2 separate regions of the Homo sapiens genome follow, and region 1 is linked to region 2. The links are chromatin contacts, found by Hi-C in ENCODE. All regions are on one chromosome and are shown on one strand. Each heading gives the region's core, a stretch centred on a gene start or an enhancer-like site at or near the end of the contact. The rest is flanking DNA. Distances are from core to core; before and after follow the strand shown. Region 1 holds the start of CEACAM8 (CEA cell adhesion molecule 8). Region 2 overlaps LIPE-AS1 (LIPE antisense RNA 1).

Evidence for each region. A loop is a pair of places that touch in the nucleus more often than their neighbours do. Pooled maps may share reads with other maps.
Region 1: a pooled map shows a loop between it and region 2 (2.0-fold over the local background). The contact joins the promoter of CEACAM8 here to the enhancer-like site in region 2. A Hi-C loop is called at or near these places in 1 of 50 pooled maps.

Annotation. Positions count from the first base shown.
Region 1 is chr19:42,591,510-42,597,650 of GRCh38, forward strand. CEACAM8 (CEA cell adhesion molecule 8) reads right to left here and starts at 3,415. Exons shown (of 6, transcript NM_001816.4): 1 at 3,256-3,415; 2 at 2,032-2,391. The coding sequence starts at 3,319. The region is part of intron 2 of LIPE-AS1 (LIPE antisense RNA 1); the gene reads left to right. RefSeq lists an enhancer at 4,748-5,248.
Region 2 is chr19:42,495,559-42,501,143 of GRCh38, forward strand. All of the region lies in intron 2 of LIPE-AS1 (LIPE antisense RNA 1), which reads left to right. Among named protein-coding and RNA genes, the nearest start is that of CEACAM1, 30 kb to the right of the region's middle. Within about 2 kb of position 2,458, at least 7 of the 41 ENCODE cell types and tissues checked have a DNase peak (open chromatin) inside an H3K27ac peak, as active enhancers do.

The sequences.
Region 1 (6,141 bases), core at 2,165-4,664, 97 kb after region 2:
CCTAATTCCTATGCAGAGTTAGGCAAAATTGGGAGGAGCCCAAAACAGGTATGCGCAATGCTTTCTTCATTTTCTCTTGACCTCGGGAGACACAAGTAGAATTGGATTAGGTTTTTGCGAATTGGACAGAGTCTAAGTGAGACGCCAGTGGCTCATGCGTCTCCCCACCTGAAGGACCCCATCTTATCACAATGGTGCCATCATGAGGACACAGATGTGTGTGGAACAGGCAGTAAGCCCATCAGACAGCACCTGCCTGGCCATCCAGGATCTAGTCTCTAAAGAGGTTTTGCATCATTCATTCTCTCATTCATTCCCTCTCCATGAGAGAACGATCGAGTGTGTGTCACATGTTGGGCCTGTCCTGGTGCAGGGTGTGAGTGGGGAGAGAAAGCAAAGTCCTCTCTTTTGTCCTCCCATGGGAGTGACAGCAACACATCAGGAAACAGGATTTCAGGTTCAGTGAGGGGGGTTAGGATCTTAGAGGGAGCCTGGACATTCCTCGCACTGGCTCTGACAGTTGGGGCAGGTGATTTAGTTCTGGAGTACGAATGAATCAGTTGCTTATTTGCTCTCACTTCTCTGAGCTTTGGATGCTCAGGAAGAAAGGATTTGAGCCAATGGATGACCATGGGGTCCGTGGAACGCAATAAGCCCTGCCTTCTTGTGGAAGAGAGGACGGGGCTGTGGCTGGAGAGAGACCTCATGTGACCCTGATCTATCCCTCGTGTTTGTGTGACCCTGGTTCAGTGACTGTGTCTTCCTGTGCCTCCGTTTCTTCTCAATAATAAGCTTCTATTAAAAGAAATAATAGGCTGAGCGCAGTGGCTCATGCCTGTAATCCCAGCATTTTGGGAGGCCGAGGCAGGCGGATCATGAGGTCAAGAAATCGAGACCATCCTGGCCAACATGGTAAAACTCTGTCTCTAATAAAAATACCAAAATTAGCTAGGGGTGGTGGCATGCACCTGTAGTCCCAGCTACTCGGGAGGCTGAGGCAGGAGAATCGCTTGAACCCGGGAGGCAGAGGTTGCAGTGAGCTGAGATCGCACCACTGCACTCCAGCCTGGCCACAGAGACTCCGTCTCAAAAAAAAAAAAAAAAAAAAAAAGAAATAAAAAGAATTATTATTTCTTTCTCAATAGGAAAATGATATTTTCTGCCAGGTTTTCTATGAATTAGCATTAAATTATCCATAGTCACCTGACCTGAAGCTTGCACAGAGGAGGCGCTCACACAAACAGCACGGGTTATTATTTGCCTCCATGAGAGGGTCCCCTTGGCATGATCCCTGCTGGACAAGTTGCTGTTAGGAACATCTTTCTTCTATTTCTGTCCCTGGGGACACTGAACTTTCTATGGAGTCTCCTAAGCCTCCCAGGCCAGTTGGCTGATGGCCTAAGAAGCTTGTCCATCTGTCCTCTCCACTCTGAGTCTCAGGTGAAGGACAAGACTCTGTCCTTGCCCAGATGAGGCTCTGGGGTCTAAGCCCTGGCTGGTGAGCAGCTCCAGGAGCCACAGCCCTTGGATGGCTGGTAAATCTTTGCTCCTAGTTGGCCCTGCCCAGGAGGCTACAACCCAGTGCTGGCACAGGTTTCCCAGGGTTACCTGGAGTCAGGATCCTGGGACAGGGGTCTGGAGCAGGGGCTTCCAGGGATGAACTTCTCTGTGAGGATCCCAGGATCCCAGGGAGCCCCTCAGGTCAGGCCCTGACCCAGTTCTTTAGAGTTTTTCTCAGGGTCAGGTCCATGGGGAGGGCACGGGGTGCCTGGCTGAGTCTGATCTCCTTCTGCTGAGTCCCCCCATCAGACTGTCATTCCTCTGCCGTGAGTGTCTGCAGGGTCTGGATGCAGGAAAGGAATTCTGGTCTGTGGAAGTCTGTCTCCCCTGAGTGTGTCCTGCACTAAATGTCCAAACCCTAAAGTGGGATGTAATGCAGAGAGGGACATGGGCACAGCCCAGGCCTAACAATCCTGTGTGTGGGAAGTAGAACTGACCCCCAACACCCAGAGGTCATGGGGAATCACTCACGATGTACGCTGAACTGGCCAGTTACTTCTTCACTCATAAGATTTAGCTTTATGACTTGTAGGGTGTAGGATCCTGTGTCATTTCTGGTGACGTTCCGCATCAGCAGGGATGCATTGGGGTATATTGTCTCTCGATTGCTGTATGCAGGCCCTGGGGTAATCTGTTGATTTGATATTACATATCCTATAATTCGACGGTTGGCATCCACTGTTTCCCCTTTGTACCAGTTGTAGCCACGAGGGTCCTGGGGCAGATTGTGGACAAGTAGAAGAACCTCCTTCCCCTCTGCAGCATTGGATGGCACAGCTTCAATAGTGAGCTGAGCAGTGGTGGGCGGGTTCCAGAAGGTGAAAAGTGAGGCTAGGAGGGGGAGAGAGCATCAAGCAATATTGCAACATATGTATTGGAGTAGAAAAATGGGGACATCAGCTTTGGAGTTTGTGTGTTTTTATGTGTGTGTATGTGTGTGTGTCCTACTGAGTCAATGTCAGCAGCACAGCCCCCATTTCTTCAACACCTCTGACCTTGGCATTTCCCTGGTGGAATCCTCTTCTTCAGGGTTCTGCACGGCTCCCTCCACACTGCCCTCAGATCCTGCTCACATCAGGGCATCCTTGGGAGACCCTTTCTCTGACACCTCCTCTAGAGACACTGGGTCTTCCCTTTCTGACCTTTCCCTGCTGTGTTCCTTCCAGGGCTCCTGTCAGCGCCTGACCTCACATTCTAGATCTCTTTGTCTGTCTTCCTCCCCAGGAGAGTGTGAGCTCTGTGAGGGCAGGGACTTGTGTGGTGTTGGCTGCACCCCAGTGCCTGGGACAGGCTTCAGACTCCTGTGGATGAGTTCCTGAGCATTCCCTGGGCCCTCTGCTTCCTGAGGCTTATTTGCCAATGTCTGACATTGTTGGCTGAGGACAATGTTTCATACCCTGGTTATGCTTTATTTGAAGTGTCATCTGGTATGGTTATTATTATCATTTTTCAAAATGTAGTGGCCAGTGATGATTAACCAGGAATATGGAACACTTGAGATGTTCCTGCCTCTTACCAATTCCAGTTCAATGTGATTTTCCTGTTGTGACCCCTTCCCCTCTCTTGTGTCCTCTCCTCTATTAAGGCTCCAACAGAAGTCCTCTGTCCCCTCTCAGAGCCCCGTCCTCCCCAGGAGACCCCAGCCAGTCACTGTGTTTCCTCCTCCTGTCCTTTCCCAGGAAGTCCTCTCCTCACCTGTGAGCAGGAGCCCCTGCCAGGGGATGCGCCATCTGCAGGAAGGGGCTGAGATGGGCCCCATGGTCTCTGCTGCCTGCGTGTTCTCCTCTGTGGAGATGAGCCTGGGATCCAGAAACTTTCTGAGCACGGCTGTCAGCTGTGCTGTCCTTCCTCCTTTTGTGCTGAGCCTCTTCCCGGGGCAGGAGCACTTCTCAGGCTCATGGGCGGGGTCTGTGCCCAGGACACCTCTCTGTCCCCTCCCCTCTCAGTCCTGCCTCCCTGTCCCTCCTTTCCCTTTATTTTCTGTCTGTGTTTCAGGCCCCTGGGAATTGCTGAGGTCTCTGACTCCTTCAGCAGTGATTCTCTCACCCAACCTCTGCACACACTATGCAGACACACACACACAGAGACACACACATACACAAAGAGACACACACAGTCACACATACACCCTGGAGACTGGGTGAGCACAGCCCTGTGCCCTCAGCATCCTGCAGCCTATGTCTCCAGGTCGGGGTGCACAGTCGCTCCCCCTGCCCTCTCCCATCCCCATCTGGCTCTTCCCTTCAGATCAGGAGGTCAGCGCTCCGCAAGGACCCTGTCACAGGGACACCACCACTGAGCTTTGGGGAGGTGTGTGCTCACTGGTGAGAGGGATCCTCCCCCTCTCTCATTGTGTCAAGCTTGGTTGCAGCTTCCAAGGATGGACATTCAATGCCCTGGATATCCCAGAGGGGACTGTCCTTACTGGTGGTGTGCAGGGCAAATAATCTCTTATGCCTCCTGAGAGAGAGGGCTGTTCTGGTTGGTCAGTGGGGGCTGTGGGCCTAGTGGTCATCAGGGACAGGTATCAGCCATTCTCTTGCTCTTTGGGTTCTGGCAGCTGAGCTGGGGCTCGGGCCTTCCATGTTCTCTCTGACCATCTTGGGTGTCCTCTGTTTTCGCCCGGCTGACTGTCCTGTGGTCACCCCACCTTCCCTATGGTTGGTGCAGCAGGAAGTGGGGAGTTGCCCAGGGGCCCCACAAGACAGTGCTCTCTGAGATCCAGGAGAGGGAGCCTGGGACAGAGCAGGGGCTCAGAGCTGGAGAGACTCATCCCAACTTACTCTGCAGCCAGGATGGGCTCAGCCCTCCCCATGCTGATATCCCCTGGGGTCTGTCCTAAGGGTTTGGACCTGGTCAGGCCCCTCTGTGTAGAGAAAGGATGGGCAGCGGCCGGGGAGCCCGTCTGGGGGGACGTTGCTCACACCTGAGAGGGCAGGTAGGGGTGGGCCATGTTCTGGGAACAAAGGGAGCTCATTCCTTGCCCCCCAGCTTGTGTACATGAGAGAGCGCTGTCCTCCCTCCTGGCTTCACGAAGGACAGCAGGGGGCAGGTGGCTACATCCCAGACAGTGCCTGGGCGTGACCATCACATACTCTCCGAGCCTCCTGGGGTGCAGAGGGAAGGTCATAGGGTGCCTGGCTGATTCCCCAGAGGCACTGTGGGCCCTCAGGCAGCTGTGGTTCTGTCAGCGCTGGGCTCAGCCTGCCATGCCGTAGAGAACAGGACACACGGAGCAGGGGCGGGTATTTAGGGAGCAGTCACAGAAAGAGTTGATGAGGATGGAGGGAGGTCACGAGGGGAAAGCGCCCAGTGTGGCATCCCGTGCACCAGCGCTGCCCTGGGAGATGCCTTAACTAGGCCCAGGGAAGGATTGGGTGTGTGGGGCAGGAGCTGCCTGCAGAGGGGGCGGCCTCATGTTGCCGGCTGCCTGGCTGCAGGGAGGAGCTGACAGAGTCCGTATGGGGAGCTTGGAGGGTAAGGAGGACGTGGGCCGAGGTGCCCTGGTGAGGGTGGACCCTGCTGGGCTGTGGGTTCCGCTGAGGGAGGTCAGCAGCCCCTGGGAAGGCTCCAGGCTGGAGGGACTCTGTCGCCCTCTGGTGGACTGGAAGGGAAGTGTGGGTGGCCGCAGTCCCAGGTCCGGCTGCGTGTTTTATTCCACATGGATCTGCACATTTCACACGAGGTCACCCACATGTTATGTCGAGCTCCATCACATTCCACATCCGTGTTTTTCTCTGTGGCTGATTCTCTGGTGTGATCTCTGAGCCTGTGTTAGTCCTCCTCACAATGGTCACAGCTGTGTGTGGAGATCTAATGGGGTGTGTGTGGCTCATGTGCTCACACAGAGTGTCCTGGGGTCAGGCTTTATGACCTACCCTGCCCCAACTCCACAACAAGATCTGAATAATGCGCCAAGTAAGATAAAGTCAGAATCCATGGGGGAGGGTGAGAGTCCTGGCAGTGCTGAGGTCTGTGTCTCCAGCTTAACTCTCAGTCTCTTTGCAAATACATTTATGTTGTGCATCTGCAGTTGGCTGGGCAGTTTCATGTCTCTGAATCCTTGAATCTCTCTGTGGATAAGGTCATGTAGGGACTGCATGTAAGTGTATGAGGGCTATCTGATTAGGGTGGGTATGTTTTACGTAGTAGGTTTTCTTCACCAAAGACTTTTCAAAAAATTGTGGTAGAGTGTATATATGTACATTCATATATCACCTCCACTTCCTGAGTTCAAGCGATTCTCCTGCCTCAGCCTCCCAAGTAGCTGGGACTACAAGCGTGCACCACCATGCCGGGCTAATTTTTGTATTTTTAGTAGAGGTGGGGTTTCACCATGCTGGCCAGGCTGGTCTCAAACTCCTGAACTTGTGATCTACCTGCCTCAGCCTCCCAAAGTGCTGGGATTACAGGCATGAGCCACTGCACCCGGCCTGTATATCTTCTTTGAAGAAATGTCTATTTGAGTTTTTGCCCATTTATAAACGGGGTGGTTTGTCTTTTTGTTATTGAGTTGTAGCAGTTCTTTATATATTCTGGACAGGAAGCTCTTCTATATGTAATTTGCAAATTTTTTCTCCC
Region 2 (5,585 bases), core at 1,208-3,707:
CTGGTAGTCTCATTGGCTCTCAAGTTTCCCCCTTTAGGGAGAAAAAAGCTCCCTGTGTCCCACGATCCTGTACATGCCTAATCCTATCACTCATAGCCTTCAGCAAAGAGCGCAAGGCAGATTAATCCAAAGAGAATAGTGGTTAACATCCCGTAGTACCAAATCCATTTTTAACCAAGAACAGTGTTACCAAGGGAGACCTCTAACTCCCTATGTCTTAGGAGGGACTCTGACCTTCCTAAGTTGAGCCTTTAACCCAAGTTCAGACAAGCGTCTTTGCCCTTTACTGTGATGGGCCTTTTAACCCCTTATGCCTGCCTGTCTGCCTGCCTGCCTGCCTGCCTGCCTGCCTGCCTTCCTTCCTTCCTTCCTTCCTTCCTCCCTCCCTCCCTCCCTCTCTCCCTCTCTCCCCCTTTCCCTCCTTCCTTTCCATCTTCCTTCCTCCCTCCCTCCCTCCCTCCCTCCCATCTTCCTTCCTCCCTCCCTCCCTTCCTTCCTTCCTTTTCTCTTTTAATATATAAAAATTTTTAGCTAATCTTCTGTGTATCAGTCCAATTTTAGTATATGTGTTGCTGAAGCGAGCACAACCCGCTATGTCTTAGAAGGTATTCTAACCCTTTCAGGTTGGGCCTCTAACCCAACTTTGTCCTTTACCCAGGATAAAATGTACCCCAGCACTTACCCAGAGTCAGCCAATTGGTGCTGCATGGATAATTTTCCTTTGGAGTCGGGGGTCTCTCCAGTATTGTCCCTTCATGGTTCTCTGGAAGATGTTATGGGAAATGGGCCCCAATCCAGACCCCAAGAGAGGGTTCTTGGATCTTGCACAAGAAAGAATTCAGGGCAAGTCCATAAAGTGAAAGCAAGGTTATTAGAGAAGTAAAGAAACAAAAGAATGGCTACTCCATAGGTAGAGCAGCCCTGAGTGCTGCTAGTTGGCTATTTTTATGGTTATTTTTTGATCATGTGCTAAATATAGGGTGAATTATTCATGAGTTTTCCAAGGAAGGGGCAGGGATTTCTCAGAACTGAGGGCTCCTCTTTTTTTTTAGACCATATAGGGTAACTTCCAGACATTGCCATGGCATTTGCAAACTGCCATGGTGCTGGGGGGAGTGTCTTCTAGCATGCTAATACATTATAATTAGTGTATAATGAGCAGTGAGAGCAACCAGAGGTCAGTTTCATCGCTATGTTGGTTTTGGTGGGTTTTGACCACCTTCTTTACTGCATCCTGTTTTATCAGCAGGGGATTTGTGACCTGTATCTTGTGTTGACCTTCTAGCTCATCCTGCAGCTAAGAATGCCTAACCTCCTGGGAATGCAGCCCAGCAGATCTCAGCCTCATTTTACCCAGCCCCAGTTCAATATGGAGTTGCTCTGGTTCGAACACCTCTGACAGTATGGAGGGTTTACAATTCTTAAGAAGAGAGAAGTTGCTGAGCTTTAGAGAATAAGCTGAAACATGCATGAAGCACTAATAACTCTTGCCCTGTACTTTGTTACTTTAGTGATAAATTTTACAGCTGGTTCTTTGAATAATTTATATTAATTAAGTTTCTCTGTCTGATGTGAAGTAGCCAGTGAATAAGCAAAGCCTAATTCTCCAATAAAGATAATAAAGCCCTTCTTGAGTTAAATGGAAGTGGGAGAATGTCATGTCTGTTTCTGTCCATTTCCATTCCTGCTCCTTCTCCTCTGGACGAAACAGGGCTGGCTGATGGAATTAACCAGGAAGGCTTCAAATGGGGAAATTGGCTCATTTAAACTCCTGCTAGTATTAAACTGTTCCTCAGTCCTATGTAAGTTAAGACAAAAAAGTTATGAAACTCATGTGAGTTATAGGTATAGGATTCTGTTAACAAGTATATCATATCCAGATAAATATGGGCACCTTAAAAGTAGTTGTCCTGGGAATAAATACACATCTATTCAAAAAATTCTGTCATCATTACTCAAAATATTTTGGTCAACTTGCCATGTAGAGTTACTTTCAAAACCAGTCTGAGGCCTACAAGAAAATCAGTTTCACTTCCTTATAATCACACTTAGGATTTCAGATACTTGCTAGTCTGTTTATGTTTATTGGCCTTTTTTAAATAGTTACCCCTTTTTATTTCTCTAGCCCCAAGCAAGGAAAGCTCTGGGTTCACATAGTGCTCCAAGTACAGGACAAGGCTCACATCATACAGAGCCTAAGCAATGAAGAAAGATTGGCATGCTTCACAAGACTTTGACCTTTAAACAAAGCATGGTCAGTCTGTTTTCTCCAGTGTCCTGTTTCTGCTTTGTGATCCCCTCCCCCACTCTTTTTGTATTAAAGAACCCTTAAACCTGAGGCTGGGGACATGGCCTTGAATTGTCCTCTCAGAGGAAACTGGGAGAATGGGTAGAGCGAGGTACTTCAGAGGTCTCTTTTTCCTTCTGCTCGTGGGTAGTTAGTTAATGATCTACCAGCAGTCCCCACTCTTGGGGAGACTGGGATCATGTTCCAGCCGCACATCACAGCTTAGGGCAGAGGGCACTTTGTACACAGAGGGAGCTGCATCTGACTTTCCTACTTCATCTGTAGAGTCAGTAGCCATCTGTAGTCTTGCATGTTCTCAGTTTTCAGGCTCCGGATATGAAAATGGATCTTTCAATTTTCTTTCTCTCTGACTCTGCTCTGAGGGAAAATGAGGACGTTTACTAGCAGAGGAAAAAGAAATACTGAAGTTTGCAAAAATTGATAGAAAGCTGGGCTCCCTGCTCATCATGCCTCCTTCCTCCCTAGCAGTTTCTAAACCCTCAGAACATTACAGTGAGATTTTAGCTGATGGTACAAACATGTCTACAGGATTTCCTCAAGCTGGGGCTACATTAGAAGGCTTTATACTTTGGCCATCTGACCTGCTTTTCTCTTTTCCAGAGTATTCTACTTTTCACAAATAGGTATGATCTAGGAGTTCAGCCTCCCTCACCCTTCACTAATTGCAGAATAAGCAATGCAGAGGCTGTTCAGAGAGTATCTTATCTGTGGGGAGAGGGAGAGGAAGCACTGGAACACTTGCCAGGGGAGGGACCAGAGGGCATAATTATAAATGAACAACCCTGGAGCAGAATAGGGGATGAGTTAGACACAGGAAGGAAGCTAAAGGAAGCCAGAGAATTTCAGGAATTGAGGGTATCACATGGAGAAATAAAGAGCGAGTTAGACAGAGGCTGTTGGTGGTCCCTACCCTGACACCTGAAAGAACTCCTGATCAAGGCCTACTATGGGCATAGTCTTAGGCTAGGTTTTAGGGATAAAGAGATAAATAAGACACAGTCCTTATTTTACAAGTTTACAGTCTAACAAAAAGGAGATAAATTAACAAATTGGAGGAGATTTTTCAGAATGTGTGGTATTGTGGGCTAGGAGTCTGCTACCATTGCTAATAGCTGGCATTTATTTTTTACCCACCGTCTTCTAAGCATTTTATGCATTAAATAACTCATCAACTCCTGACATCGGCCCCTTGAAGTATATATTACTATTGCTATAATCCTTGTTTTATAGGTAAAGAATCTGAGGCACAGAGGCATTACACATAGCCTGCCTGAGGTCTCACAGCAGGCACTCAGAAGCAGAACTCCAGCACAGGTAGTCTGGTTCTAGAACCTACGCTCACACTAACATAGCTGCTAATAAGTCATGTGGGGAAGCTCTGCCACTTCATGTCTACATGCCTTTGTACCCGCTTGTCTTTCCTTGGCCTGAGATACTCTTCCTTAAAGCCTCTGGTCAACGAGGGACTCTTCTTTGATATCTTCTCTGACTCCTTCTGCCTATCCCAGAGCCATTGCTGCCCTTGGAGCTTACCCAACACTTTGTCATTGTATTCTATTTGTTGGAATGTCTGACTCCTTTTATTATAAGCTTCTGGAGAGCAAGGAATTTTTATTCTCGGAAAACAGTTATAAAAGTAGAGCCAATAATATAATGAGTTTACATGTACTTATCATCCAGCTTCAGTGATGAACATTTCAGTTCAATCTTAGCTCATCTATATTCCCCCTTCCAACCATGAATTATTTTGTAGAAAATCATAGACATCAAATCATTTCATCTGTAGATATTTCAACTTACTCCTAAAATACAAGGGCATTTTAAGAAACAGTATCACAAGCATATCAGAAAACATTATCACAGTAAAAGATTATTTCCTCCTTGGCTGGGCGCGGTGGCTCACACCTGTAATCCCAGCACTTTGGGAGGCCAAGGCAGGTGAATCACAAGGTCAGGAGATCGAGACCATCCTGGCTAGCACAGTGAAACCCCGTCTCTACTAAAAATACAAAAAAATTAGCCGGGTGTGGTGGTGGGAGGCTGAGGCAGGAGAATGGTGTGAACCTGGGAGGTGGAGCTTGCAGTGAGCGGAGATCACGCCACTGCACTCCAGCCTGGGTGACAGAGCGAGACTCCATCTCAAAAAAAAAAAAAAAAAAAAAAAAAGATTATTTCCTCCTTAATATCATAAAATATCCAGCCAATGATCAAATTTCTGCAATTACCTTATAATTGTTCTTCCTTTCCGTTTTTCATTTATTTGTTCTTTGATTCCTTCCTTTGTTCTTTCCCTCCCTCCTCTTCTTTTTTAAATAGTAAGATTGTTTGAACCAGAATCCAAATCAGAAGGACTTTATTTTTTAATGTTCATATTCTCTTTAATACCTAGCTTAGTATTTGACATATAGTAAGTCCTCAATAAATGTTTGTTAAACAAATAATCAGAAACCTAGAAAAGGTCCTGTTTGATATTTGGTTGGTTTCTTGGAATGCCTTTCAATTTCTGATAACCTTAGTTTTTCAGGGGTTAACTTTGGTGCTAGCTATTGTCAGTGTATGAACATTGCCAGAGGTTTGAGGGCAATGGGTATATCCTTGACTCAGACATTTCTAGGCTAGGAGGAAATGGGGGTCCTTTTTTTTTTTTTTTTTTTTTTTTGCTTTGAGACAGAGTCTCATGCTGTCACCCAGGTTGCAGTGCAGTGGCATGACCTTGGCTCACTGCAACCTCTACCTTCCAAGTTCAAGTGATTCTTGCGCCCCAGCCTCCCAAGTAGCTGGGATTACAGGCACGCACCACCATACCCAGCTAATTTTTTGTATTTTTAGTAGAGACGGGGTTTCACCATGTTGCCAAGGCTGGTCTTGAACTCCTGGCCTCAGGTGATCCGCCTGCCTCGGCCTCCCAAAGTGTTGGGATTACAGGTGTGAGCCACTGCGCCTGGCCTGGTCCTTGCTTTCTTGTTTCTGTTTTTTGTCCTTGGTCTCTGTCATGGGCTGAATTGTGTTCCCTTAAAATTCTTCTGTTGAAACCCTAACCCCTGGTGTCTCAGAATGTGACTTTATTTGGAAATAGGGGCTTTAAAGGTGATTAAGATAATGCCTGTAGGGTGGGCCCTAATTGATTCTGACTGCTGTCCTTGAAGAGGAAATTGGGACACAATGAGAGACACCACAGATGTGTAGGTACAGAGAAGAGACCATGTGAGGAGACAGCAAGAAGGCACCTCCAAAACTATGAGAAATTAATTTCTGTTGTTTAAGCAATTCAGGCTTT